2 separate regions of the Homo sapiens genome follow, and region 2 is linked to region 1. Evidence: read pairs that join two places in POLR2A ChIA-PET (ENCODE). Cell type or tissue: CD4-positive, alpha-beta T cell. All regions are shown on one strand. Each heading gives the region's core, and the rest is flanking DNA. Links, peaks and the distances in the headings are about the cores only. Region 1 overlaps PTGFRN (prostaglandin F2 receptor inhibitor). Region 2 overlaps CD58 (CD58 molecule).

What was found. ChIA-PET counts read pairs that join two places held together with the same protein. Peaks named below come from ENCODE experiments on the same cell type or tissue, not always from the same donor. Only the 100,000 strongest peaks of a DNase experiment are listed, where the experiment ranks them.
Region 2: POLR2A ChIA-PET joins it to region 1 with 5 read pairs; 1 of 35 experiments calls an interaction of 5 or more read pairs at or near these places.

The regions. Positions count from the first base shown.
Region 1 is chr1:116,984,052-116,989,995 of GRCh38, forward strand. PTGFRN (prostaglandin F2 receptor inhibitor) reads left to right here. Exons shown (of 9, transcript NM_020440.4): 8 at 629-934; 9 at 2,750-5,944. The coding sequence ends at 2,916. Among named protein-coding and RNA genes, the nearest start is that of CD101, 15 kb to the right of the region's middle. In CD4-positive, alpha-beta T cell, for the core only: no CTCF peak of the experiment used is centred there; DNase peaks (open chromatin) are centred at 2,860 and 3,340; H3K4me3 peaks cover 1,104 bases; H3K27ac peaks cover 1,317 bases.
Region 2 is chr1:116,512,154-116,519,177 of GRCh38, forward strand. It overlaps CD58 (CD58 molecule), which reads right to left. Exons shown (of 6, transcript NM_001779.3): 6 at 2,381-2,669. The coding sequence ends at 2,660. Among named protein-coding and RNA genes, the nearest start is that of LINC01762, 37 kb to the left of the region's middle. In CD4-positive, alpha-beta T cell, for the core only: no CTCF peak of the experiment used is centred there; DNase peaks (open chromatin) are centred at 3,138, 3,708 and 4,700; H3K4me3 peaks cover 408 bases; H3K27ac peaks cover 3,269 bases.

The DNA of each region.
Region 1 (5,944 bases), core at 945-5,944:
GTTAAACTGTGTTCCATTTTCTCAGCTTGACATTTTTTTTCCTCTTGTTTTGAACTTAAGCACTTCTGCAAGGAAAGAAAAACCATAGTGTACAATAAAATCTAAACTGTTTACAACTCTAAATTTGGTGCAATTCATTTTATGTACATTTTGTTCCATATGACTTTAGTGTCCTTCCAGTCTTGGGTTCTTCTGCCTAAACTGTCAAAGGAGCTGGCTTTCTTTGGGAGAGAGAGCCTGCAGTGTCCTGGCATACCAGCTTTCGGATCAGTGTTCTCTGTGGGAGACAGTTTTTGGCCCTGACTCTTCTTCCTGTGGCCCCTTAGTCTGGGTGGCAGCAGTGCAGTGGTTAAGAGGCTGGGCTCTGGAGCTGTACTCCCTGGGTTAAGCTGCACACTCTGCTACCTGCTGACTACATGACCTTGAGCAGGTATATAGTCTGGCAATAATGGCAGAATAAAAGTATGATAGTGCCTTCATCATAGGGCTGTTGTGAGGATCCAGTGAGACCGAAGGCATGTAGTGTTGTGCTTGCCATACGTAGTAAGGGCCTCATACATGGATGTGGCCATACATATGACTTCTGCCCATTGCACTGACCCCAGGGTTTTGGCTTGGTAATCCGTAGATGACATGGCCTTTGATGTGTCCTGGTTTGCGGTGCACTCTTTTGGCCTGGACAAGGCTCCTGTGCTCCTGTCTTCCCTGGATCGGAAGGGCATCGTGACCACCTCCCGGAGGGACTGGAAGAGCGACCTCAGCCTGGAGCGCGTGAGTGTGCTGGAATTCTTGCTGCAAGTGCATGGCTCCGAGGACCAGGACTTTGGCAACTACTACTGTTCCGTGACTCCATGGGTGAAGTCACCAACAGGTTCCTGGCAGAAGGAGGCAGAGATCCACTCCAAGCCCGTTTTTATAACTGTGAAGATGGATGGTAAGAATGTCACCCAAATTTCTCAGTGTTTGGGAATGTCTTCTTCTTGTGCCAGGCTGTAGCTGACAGAACCCAGGTGGCCACAGTTTGAGGAATGTGCCATAGCACGTCCTGCTTTCTTTCTAGACCTGGCCTGAGCCTGCACCCAGAAGGGCACCAGCAGCCCTTGCAGTTTCCCCAGCTTTGCTATTATGTGCTAGTGTCACCATTGATAAATAATTTTCAAGACTTACTAGAAAAATTTTCAAGGCTTTGCCTCTTCCATAAATTTATAGAAACTCGCTTTATGGTGTCCGAGGGTTGGCATGGATTCTGCTAGGCACAGGCAGAGAGCAGCCTTGAGAGAGAGGGCTCAGGTCAATAGGGGAGGCTATAGCTTAGGGACCTGCTACTCTCACTACCACTGGTTTTGCTTCTTAAGAGAGACTCATGGCTGGGCACAGTGGCTCACGCCTGTAACCCCAGCACTTTGGGAGGCCGAGGCGGGCGGATCATGAGGTCAGGAGTTCGAGACCTGCCTGGCCAACATAGTGAAACCCCGTCTCTACTAAAAATACAAAAAAGAAAAACAAAATTAGCCAGGAGTGGTGGCGGGTGCCTGTAATCCCAGCTACTCGGAGGCTGAAGCAGGAGAATTGCTTGAACCCAGGAGGTGGAGGTTGCAGTGAGCCGAGATCGCACCATTGCACTCCAGCCCAGGCGACAATGGGATACTCCATCTCAAAAAAAAAAAAAAGAGACTCCTTCTGGAGTCAGTGGCACAGAGTGGGTACTTCACGGAGCCCCAAGATGGGAGGATGAGCTCCCAGCCTCGTTGGCCCACGATGAACACCAGGGTCAACCTAACTAGACAGTCAGAGCTTTGTTCCTTGAGCATCCCAGAGTGGGGACAGTTGTTCCTTGGTTTACAAAAAACATGTCTCCTTTGTGGAAAATTTCAGAAAGTACATGTTAGTCGAAATAACTCCATAAAGAGAATTAAAGTCCAGGGGCCTCCGAGGATGAGTAAAAGCCTTTTGAGTGTTTCCCTAGTGATCAGTCAGATGGAAATTGGAGCCCTAGCTCTTCCACAGACTACTTAGCCTTTCTGATCCATTTTCTCTCGTAAAATGGGATAATAGTCTTCTATGGGGCTATTTCGAAAATTAAACCTTAGCAAACGTAAAGCACCTAGCCCAGTGGCAGCGTCCACCCAAGGAGCATGGGTACTTATGGGGAAAGGAAGGTGGGATTTCAAGGGTGGAGTCTAAATGGTGTTTGTGCATTTCTGACACTTAAATCATCTGTACCATATTTTGCATCTTAGGAATTCCTTGCTTGAAGTAACTCCGTATAAAAACCCAGATTTAACAAACAGGGGAGTGATTATTCACTTTGCTAGATAATTTAGTATAGTGTTACTTAAAATAGCTCCCTTAGTACACTTCAGTTATTTGATGCATAGGATTGATTTATGCATGGTTTTTTTAAGGATGCATCTGCTGCTGAACGTGCGGTGCCCTTATACTGACTTTTAAAAATCAATCTTTTGCCAAAACCCTAAAAAGCAAGTTGACATTCAAAGGCATCGAGTGAAATCTTCTTTGTGGTTTTTATTCTCCCCGCAGAGCTGGGTAGGAAGACATTTGCTCATTTTTGTGACAGATAAGGCTGAGCTTCTCCTGTCTCCAGTGGTGTGCTAGGTGCTAGATGCAGGAGGAATGAGACCTTATCTCTCGGGAGATCCTGCTCCAGTGGGGAAGGGAGGCGAGGGTGCCCCCAAAGCGGCCTCCCTCGCAGCACTGACTGGCTTCCCCTTTGATCTCTCCCTCCCAGTGCTGAACGCCTTCAAGTATCCCTTGCTGATCGGCGTCGGTCTGTCCACGGTCATCGGGCTCCTGTCCTGTCTCATCGGGTACTGCAGCTCCCACTGGTGTTGTAAGAAGGAGGTTCAGGAGACACGGCGCGAGCGCCGCAGGCTCATGTCGATGGAGATGGACTAGGCTGGCCCGGGAGGGGAGTGACAGAGGGACGTTCTAGGAGCAATTGGGGCAAGAAGAGGACAGTGATATTTTAAAACAAAGTGTGTTACACTAAAAACCAGTCCTCTCTAATCTCAGGTGGGACTTGGCGCTCTCTCTTTTCTGCATGTCAAGTTCTGAGCGCGGACATGTTTACCAGCACACGGCTCTTCTTCCCACGGCACTTTCTGATGTAACAATCGAGTGTGTGTTTTCCCAACTGCAGCTTTTTAATGGTTAACCTTCATCTAATTTTTTTTCTCCCACTGGTTTATAGATCCTCTGACTTGTGTGTGTTTATAGCTTTTGTTTCGCGGGGTTGTGGTGAGGAAGGGGTGATGGCATGCGGAGTTCTTTATCTTCAGTGAGAATGTGCCTGCCCGCCTGAGAGCCAGCTTCCGCGTTGGAGGCACGTGTTCAGAGAGCTGCTGAGCGCCACCCTCTACCCGGCTGACAGACAACACAGACCTGTGCCGAAGGCTAATTTGTGGCTTTTACGACCCTACCCCACCCCCTGTTTTCAGGGGTTTAGACTACATTTGAAATCCAAACTTGGAGTATATAACTTCTTATTGAGCCCAACTGCTTTTTTTTTTTTTTTTTTTGCTTCTCTGCCCCTTTTCCATTTCTTTTGTATTTGTTTTCTGTGAGAGCACTGAAATGGCAGCCCTGGAATCTACAATTTGGCTCTCCACTGAGCACCTTATCTTGCCACCTTAGCCTTAAGAATGAATATGAAGAAAAATACACAGCCACCTCTGTCCAGGGCAGTAAGAAGGGCTGCAAGGAAGGGGAGGATGGGGACAAGGAAAGGATCAGATACCTGCTCCAGTAGTTGTGAGGCCACTGTGTCTCAGGGGACTCCAGGAGGAGCAGAAGAGGGATCCCACGAAGTTATTCTTACGCAGCTGGGGCCAGGAGGGTCAGAGTGGTGCCAGGTGCAAGTTAGGCTAAAGAAGCCACCACTATTCCTCTCTCTTGCCCATTGTGGGGGGCAAAGGCATTGGTCACCAAGAGTCTTGCAGGGGGACCCACAGATATGCCATGTCCTTCACACGTGCTTGGGCTCCTTAACCTGAAGGCAAATTGCTACTTGCAAGACTGACTGACTTCAAGGAATCAGAAATTACCTAGAAGCACCATGTTTTTTCTATGACCTTTTCAGTCCTTCAGGTCATTTTAAGGTCCACTGCAGGGGGTTAGTGAGAAAGGGTATACTTTGTGGTATGTTTTGCTTTCCTAATAGGGACATGAAGGAAACCCAGCAATTTGCTGTTATGTGAATGGCCTGTAGAGCAGAGTCAAGAGCGGTGTGCTTTGCCCGACTGCTCCCATCAGGAATAGGAGAGTAGACAGAGATCTTCCACATCCCAGGCTTCTGCTGCTGCTTTAAAAGCTCTGTCCTTGGAGCCTCCCGCTCCCTGAAGTGTCTCGCCCCCTGCACAGCACTGGCCTTTCGGAAGCATCCCAGTAGGGTTTTCTGAGGCTCGCTGGTGACTCATGCCCTAATTGCAATCCTCTGCTTTTATCTTGACTTTGAAGGATCTAACACTGCTCTCTCTTCCAAAGGGGAAAAAAAGATTCATTTGTTTTGAGCAATAAACTAATACAAAATGATGGCCATTCATGTGCAGCTCTTTGTCACCATGGGCCGGATGAGTTGTGCTCCTCCTGGCTCACCATTTCCCCCTGCTCCCCCACAGCCGGTTCTGCACTTATCACCGAGTCGCCCCTGGAAGCAGATTCCCATTGAGTTTTCCCCACCAAGGGGACCATGCACATGGTAGAAACATTAGATTCTGCATTGACAGTAGCCTTTCCTTGGCCCGGGCCTGTGGTGGGAAGACGGGCAACAAGTATACCCCACCAGGGCCTGAGTGACTAGAGGAAGAGGACGAGGCCTTGTTGGCACTAGATTTGGGTATTTTCTGCATGTCATAACATATCCTAACTGCTATTTCAGAAGAGGCAGCTTGTAGGTGATTGTACAAGTGAGAATTAAAGAGAGAACAGATATTTAAACAGGTGCTGTATTAGTAACAGCCAGTGCCCTTTCAGCCCTTGCATCTATTAAAAGGAGATTCAGGATTTTATTGGCACAGGCCCTTCTTAGTAGGAAGAAAGGGTGCTTAGCTTTGGACCTGACCGGGTGTGTGTAAAACCATGGACTGAGTCACAGCAGACACTCGATGGTGGTAAATGTGATGGGTGCTTACACACTGTACCTTTTCCTTTCATACTGATGCTGCAGTTCAGGGCTGGAGTTGTTAAGGCATTGACCTCCACCCACCTGCCCCATGTCCACTGGGCTGCCCAAGCTGCATGTCACCTGAGGGCTGGCAGGAAGGGGCGAGAAATCCCAGGGCATTGTACCAAGGACCTAGTTCCTTCTAGGGATATAAATTTCCAGGAATGTGTATTTTTAATGTGGTGAGATGCACTCTTTTGTTGTACCAAATAGGGCTCCCCACCCCACCCCTGCGACAAGTGCTCTTCTAGAACAGGTTCCTACCAGCAGCACTGGTGTGAATGAAAGAGAGACCCAGCCGCGTCTCACACAGGTGGAATTGCACTTCTTAACAAAAAGGAACTTTATAAAAGTTTGGGATTTTTTTTCCTAATCATAAAAATAGCCCCAGAAAGAGCCTAAGCTATGTTCAGATAGAAGCCTCGAAATTCCTGTAAATTGTTTACTTTATGATGTTTACATACACGTTTCACTTTGAAAAAAAATGCAAATCGACTTTTTAACAACTGTTGAGATGTTTCATGGGACAGTAGAACTCTGACTCACCAACTGGGCTAAATTTTAATTTAAAAATGTATTTATTTGAGTGTCTTTCCCCCCCTCACCCTCACCATCTGAGGGGCTCCCTGAGATCTTGGTAGAGGAGGCCCCTCCTGCCCAGACCTTCGTTTGTTTCCCCGGTGGCCCTTGCTTCTTGCTTTGCAGACTGCCTGCAGCCATGATTTTGTCACTGACATCTGTGAGCCAAAGACTGAGCCTTTT
Region 2 (7,024 bases), core at 782-5,781, 470 kb before region 1:
AGTGATAGTAAAGGAGTAATTGTAGGCCAGGCACAGTGGCTCATGCCTGTAATCCCAGCACTTTGGGAGGCCAAGGTGGGCAAATCACCTGAGGTCAGGAGTTCAAGACTAACCTGGCCAAAATGGTGAAACCCCATCTCTACTAAAAATACAAAAAAAAATTAGCCAGGCATAGGCCGGGCACGGTGGCTCACGCTTGTAATCCCAGCACTTTGGGAGGCTGAAGCAGGCAAATCACGAGGTCAGGAGATCAAGACCATCCTAGCTAACATGGTGAAACCCCGTCTCTACTGAAAAATACAAAAAATTAGCTGGGCGTGGTGGCAGCTGCCTGTAGTCCCAGCTACTTGGGAGGCTGAGGCAGGAGAATGGTGTGAACCCGGGAGGTGGAGCTTGCAGTGAGCCGAGATCACACCACTGCACTCCAGCCTGGGTGACAGAGCAAGACTCCGACTAAAAAAAAAAAAAAAAAAAATTAGCCAGGCGTGGTGGCGCACACCTGCAATCCCAGCTACTTGGAAGGCTGAACCCGGGAGGTGGAGGTTGCAGTGAGGCGAGATCGTGCCACTGCACTCCAGCCTGGGCAACAAGAGTGAAACTCCATCTCAAAAAAAAAAAAAAAAAAAAGAAAAGAAAAGAAAAGAAAAAGGAGTAATTGTAATGATGAACAATGGGAATCTAAGCCAGGTAAGAGGAAGAGTGAGAACTTGAAGGGGTTCAGGGCCAGGGAACAGGTAGCAAGGTCACTGGCTTGTAGGTTCTAGTGGGGTTGAAGAATGTTTGGCGCTGGAGCCCCCAAGGGGGTGATGCGGAAGATGCGAAGTAGGGACTAGCGAAGTGAGATGCTTGTTACAGAGACTATTCGGGGATGCTGCAGTTATAGGTCAGCAGTATGGCTATGGGGTGGCTAGCTGAAAAAGGGAGAAGAAAAGACCATGCGAGGGTATTAGATTTGTAGATTTTGAAAGCATTCAAAATCTGGAAGAAGTGATGTCAGGGAGAAGACTTTGACATAGTGCTAAAACCTCCAAGGGATAGGGAATAACAAAGATAACCAGAACAAGGGATGTCAGGTGGTGATGATTAGCTGGCATGAGCATCAAAGCCGAGGAAGGAGCACTGGTCTGCAGGCAGAGAAGAGCAAGGAGGACGTCTTCTTTCCCCTAGGCCCTGAATACAAGGGATGCAGGAAAGAACACAGCTACCCCTTGAGAGGCTGTGGGAGGCAGCATCCCCAGGGAGAGCTGGGTTTCGATTAGAACAGCGAAGCAAAGGAGGCATTCACAGAAGAGGACATCAGGGATGTCGCTGCTGATGGATGGGGGCAGAAAGTGGGGCATTACAGAGCTGCATGGGACAGAAGTCTCCAGGGGAGTCATGGGCTTCCTACAGGGTCTGGGATAAAGGGTTTGACAAGATTAGTCTGAGACAGGATAGGAATCCATGCCACATGGAGATGGGGGGAGCTGGGGAGATGTGGGTCTTCCCAGAAGCACTCTGGGCTCCTTTCCCACTCTTGCTGAGGCCTGTGGGAGCTCAGATGCAGGCTGTTCTAGAGAGAACACATGTAGCCTGAGGGGTTTTTTTTGAGATGGAGTCTCGCTCTGTCCCCCAGGCTGGAGTGCAGTGGCCTGATCTTGGCTCACTGCAAGCGCCGCCTCCTGGGTTCACGCCATTCTCCTGCCTCAGCCTCCCGAGTACCTGGGACTACAGGAGCCCGCCACCACACCTGGCTAACTTTTTTTATTTTTAGTAGAGATGGGGTTTCATTGTGTTAGCCAGGATGGTCTCGATCTCCTGACCTTGTGATCCACCCACCTTGACAGGCCCATCTTGGAGTCAAGAAATATTGATTTCTTCCTTCAGCCTGGAGACTCTCATGTGACAGGAATTCCAGGGACAGTGCAGGCACAAGCTAAAGCGTCTATGTATTGACTTGGGTTTACATGGCTGCCAGAGGCAACTGGCACCGTCCACCACTTCAGGAGTGGCTGCCACTCTGTATTTGTTATGACTACGGTTTTCCAGCTACTGTCTGCTGTTGACCTCCCAATGTGACAGCTAACCAATGCAACAAACTAAGTAGGCTAATTAATGGCAGCGAGAGAAGTCTCCCTGCCCCACCTGTGTTATACAACTGCACTGGATGGTGGTGATCTGCTCTTTTCAAAAGCAGCTAGAAGTAAAGACCCATGTGTTCACTTGCCTCGTACTGACAGCAGTGGAACCCAGTGAGGGACAGTACTTTTCTCCCTCACTCCATGAATGACCCTACAATGAATTATTTTTCCCCTAAAGCAAGGGAGAAAGAGTATAGATTTTAAAAGGGTATGTGACCCTTATTTTTCTATCTTAGGAAAACAGTAGCCAAACCACCTAGTCACTTGTGTACATATTTACATTTATTTACAAAAGTATCTACATCATCAGTAAAAACAATTTACTGACAAAAAAAGCAAGCACCTAGTCATATAATAAGTTGATGACAGCCAAAACTAATGCTTGTTCTTTGTTAGTGGGTATTTCTTCTTAAAGCAGCTGCTTCAAGTTACATTTCCAACAGTTGTTCAAAAATTGTAATACTCAAATGAGAAATCAGATGGCTTTTTAGTTTTTAAAATAATTTAGTTATGCTGTTGTCTTCATCTTCTGTTACCAATCAATTGGAGCTACAAAAAAAAATCATATTATTAACTTGTAAAATGCAGTAAATCTGGGCTGCAGACCAGGAGTCTTAATTACCCTCCTATTCTAAAGTGAATAGCCCTTTTGTAATAAACTCATCAAAGCCAAGGGAGCTAGGGAGCAGGGATGGAGGAAGAACTGCCTTGAGTGCTCTTGGGATAGTAGTCTGAGTAACACTTGAAGAACAGCCTTCAGGATGCTGCACTCAATAGCAGCCCCAAGGCTCCTCCCGCTTACTCTCTGAGTATAACTGAAAGATTGAACAACAGAGCTGAGACTGTTAGACCCACATGTAAACTGTCACCCATTTGTAACAGCTACTTCCTTCTTTGCTACATGAAACTCCTGGGGATGGTTTTCTTCCTACCTCAAACTTACCTTCCTGTTTAGTCACCTCTGTGGCAACGACAGAACAATCTCTGGCTGTCTTGGAGTAAATCAGCCGAAAAACAAAACCGCATCCTTGAGCAAGCCCTCAAACCGAGTCCATTTCCCGGCCTCCTCCCCCGTGGTCTGCGTATTTCCACAGAGCTCAAAATCAGACCAGGCCAGAGCTCCCCAAACATTTGTATCTCATTGGTAACAAGAATTCATGAGAAATTAGTGCTGTGGTCACAGGGGTGAGGTAAAGGACAGCAAACTAGAAGTTTCCCTCCTTGGGAGCCTCACAGAACATGAAATGGGTGCTGTGACTTTCTGAGGGGGATAAAGTGGGAAATGTTTGTAAACCAGGTTGGCAGGCACAGGATTCTTGTTGGGGCAGCTTTTTGCCGGTCTCTGCTTCCCTGCCCTCTCCCAGCAGTCTCCTCACCCACTACAAGGAATCAAGCCTGCTTCTCCAGCTTGGCTCCTGCCTGAGATCCCACCTGTAAATCTTTCTTCTCGGAGAAATAGGACTCCCTGCTTCCTTTTTAATTTGGCTAACTTTGTGATCTGTTTTCTAGACACTTACACAAAAAATACCAGGGCACTCAGAAATTGCCTACGTTGAACTGCCTGGGTGAGAAGTGTGGCGTGGCCATTTCCCGTCAGATGTCTGCTATCTACTCATCTGTCCTCTGTTGTTCCTAATTGGGTTTAGTTCTTCCTGCTCCTGCCCTCGCGCAGCTGGGGAAATATTGCATTTGTTCCTACTTATGCTTGCCCCTTTCTCATCTCCTCCCCCGATCTCCTCCATCTCCACCATATACAGAACCTTTTAACATTTTAATTTAACTTAATTTTTTTGATGCCCAGGCTGGTCTCTTAACTCCTGGGCTCAAGAAATCCTCCCACTAACTCCTAAACTCAAGCGATCCTCGCACCTCAGCCTCCCAAGTAGCTGAGACTACAGGTGTGTGCTACCATACCCAGCTTCATAACCCTTTAGTAACTGAGCTTAGAGAATTCCCCCTGCTGCCACAATGGGTTCTTTAAATTTAAAAATAATTATTAAATAGGCAGTAAACACACATGATGCAGAACTTGAATAGTAAATAAAAATATACCAAGAAAAGTAAGCTCCTCTCTCAATCTCAGCCCCAAATACTCAGGTCTCTCCCTAGAATGCCACCTTAGAGAGGTCAGTGTTACCTTTCTAGACTCATCATTCCAAAGCAGTGCTTTTCATGCAAAATGTTCCTGCTCAAGAACCTATAATGGCTGCTTATTTCCATATCACTCCATTCTAAGGACCTCCTTGCAAATATTCAGTGTCTTTTGCCTCTACTTCAACTCGATGCCAGGCAGGTCAATCTTACTATCAAATAAATCACAACAGATTTAATTCCCTCTCATGTATTTGCCTCCGCTGTTTATCCCACCTGGAATGCCTTTTCTACTCCACTCTTGTTCTGAAAATGTAGGTCACATCCTACCCCCTCCAAAGCTTTTCTGATTATTCTGGCCTCTCCAATTCCTCTGCGTTGGTTGCTCAGCCCTTACCCTCATATCACACATTCTGCCTATCACCTGTGCTTCCTGCCTAAGTCCTTCTAAGAGTTTCGTATGCTCATGTGCATCCATTCTCTCTCCCTGGTGTGGCCACAAGCTTCTTGTGGGAGGAGCCCTATTATATGCTTTCTCTGAATCCCACACAATGTCTAGCCTCGCTGGGTACTCTGACCCCCACCCTATCAGCTAGCACAGTGCCTGGTATCGCATAATCTCCATAACGTTTGTTGTGATGAAAGGAACAGAGGAAGGGATGAGTTCCAGAATGCCCATCCCCTTTCCCCGTGGCCCTGGATGATGCCCCCCTACCCCCATCATTGGTAGTGATGGCTATGCCTCCCCCATCCACTCAGAGTTCCCCTCCACTGTAACCACCTAGATCTCAGCAGAGACCTGACTTGGCTCTCACACTCACCTGGGGCTCACGCATATTGCTCAGATCTGAAATGCCTTCCTCTGACCACAAGCCTGGAGGTCCCTACCTCTCCCACCTCACCTCATCTCCAGCTACTTGGCTCCTCTCTGCCCAGCCTCCTGGCCCATCAACCCCTCATGGCCTTGGGTCCTCCCAGCTTGGGTCTGTGGCCGGCTGAGCTGCCCCTTGTACTTCCTTGCCCCCAGGCCTCCTGCCACAGCTTGTTTCTCCTGCACTGTTCCACCTGGCAGCTGAGGAGAAAGGACACCTGTGGCCCATCCATCGATCCCACCTCACCTAGGCCCTTGCTGCTGCTTAGCCACCCTCACTTCATCCCTGCACTGACCACAGCAACCGACTCCACAAAACCAAAGGTCTTAACCCCTCGCCTACCTCCTTGTCTCTGCAGCTTTAACATGTAGCCTCCTCCCTCGAGTCTCTAACCCGGGGCTACCCTGGCTCTGATCCTGGACTTTGCTTCCCCAGTCCCGCCTCCTCTGCCTCTTCCCATCACCCTAGGGCATCTAGCTTTTCTTTCTTAGTGACCTCAGGTGCTCACGGCATCAATTACTGTCCAGATGAAGAGGCGCCCCAATCCGTAACTCTAGCGTGAAGCCCACGCTCCAATTCTGTGCATGGACATCACTAGCCAGGTAATACACCAGCACCCCAAAATCAACCTGTCAAAGCAAAAATTCATAATTTTCCTTCCCAACCAAGATTCCTGTGTGACTCCTCTGTGACACTTGGTCCTGTCGCTTTTATTTTTCTTGAAAAATAATAGTAACAATAGTCATAATGGCTAACATTTATTGAAAACTATTATGAGCCAGCCACTATTGTAAGCATTGTACTTATATTAATATATTTTGACACAGTTATTTCTATGTGATTATCTATGCTATCATTGTCATTTCTATATTATCATTATGCCCATTTTCCACAGAAGACAACCAAAGCACAGAGAGTTTAAGTGACTTGTCCAAGGCCTGTGAGAAATGGAGCTGGCATTTGAACCAGGGAGTTTGGCATCAGAGCCTACACTGCCAGATGAAAGTTTTGCTAACAGGACCTCTGCTGTTTCTCTCAAACCTAGCTCTGCATATTCAGTTCTGCCACCATCACCTTGACTCAGGCCCTCTTCTCTGCTTGGCTGGATTATTTCATTACTCCACTAACCAGTGTCCTCATCTCATCTCCTATTAATTAGTCCCATGCTTTGCCAGCAGAGTGATCTTACTAAAGCATAGTTCTGCTAGAAAACTCTGCGGTTCTCCCTAAAGAATGACCCAAAGCCTCTCTCAAAGTCTCAGCCTGGCCCAACCTGCCAGCCCAGCCCCATCTTTCTCTAATGCCTCAACACTCTCTGCTCCAAAGAGGATGGCTTGCTACTTCTTGTCCTGCCCTTCACACCCTGGGCCTTAACTCTTCCCCTCATCCCTCAACACCCAGCTCATGCCTCTGCCTCCTGACCACCAGTGGGATCTGCCAGGAGGGGGCCTCTTGGAGCACCCTACGGCGGTTTATTAAACCAACACTGCTGCTAATTGTGTTTGTGTCCTATCTTTTATATGTGACTACAGGCCCAGCTCTGACCCTGGCTCCTGAAGTGAACCCTATCCCTGATCCAACTTTTTCTGGGATGGGAGGTGGAGGGAGTGTATTGTAGTGGTTAACAGTATAACTCTTGGAGTCCAAAGACCTAGATTTAAATCCCAGCCCATCACTTACTAGCAACGTGACTTTGATATCTCACTTGACTTCTATGAATCTCATATGCGCTGTCTCTAAGCAAGGGGTATGATACTCCTCCTGCAAGGCTCATTGAGAGGGTTCCAGGAAACGATATGCAGAGAGTGGCTAGTGCAGTGCATGGCACACAGTTGGTACTTAATACACTATGGTTAGTATATCTGCTGATGTTACTTCTTATTACTGTACAAGGCAACCAACAGATGAGTACAATCTGGCTTCCCAAGTAATGGGCATCTA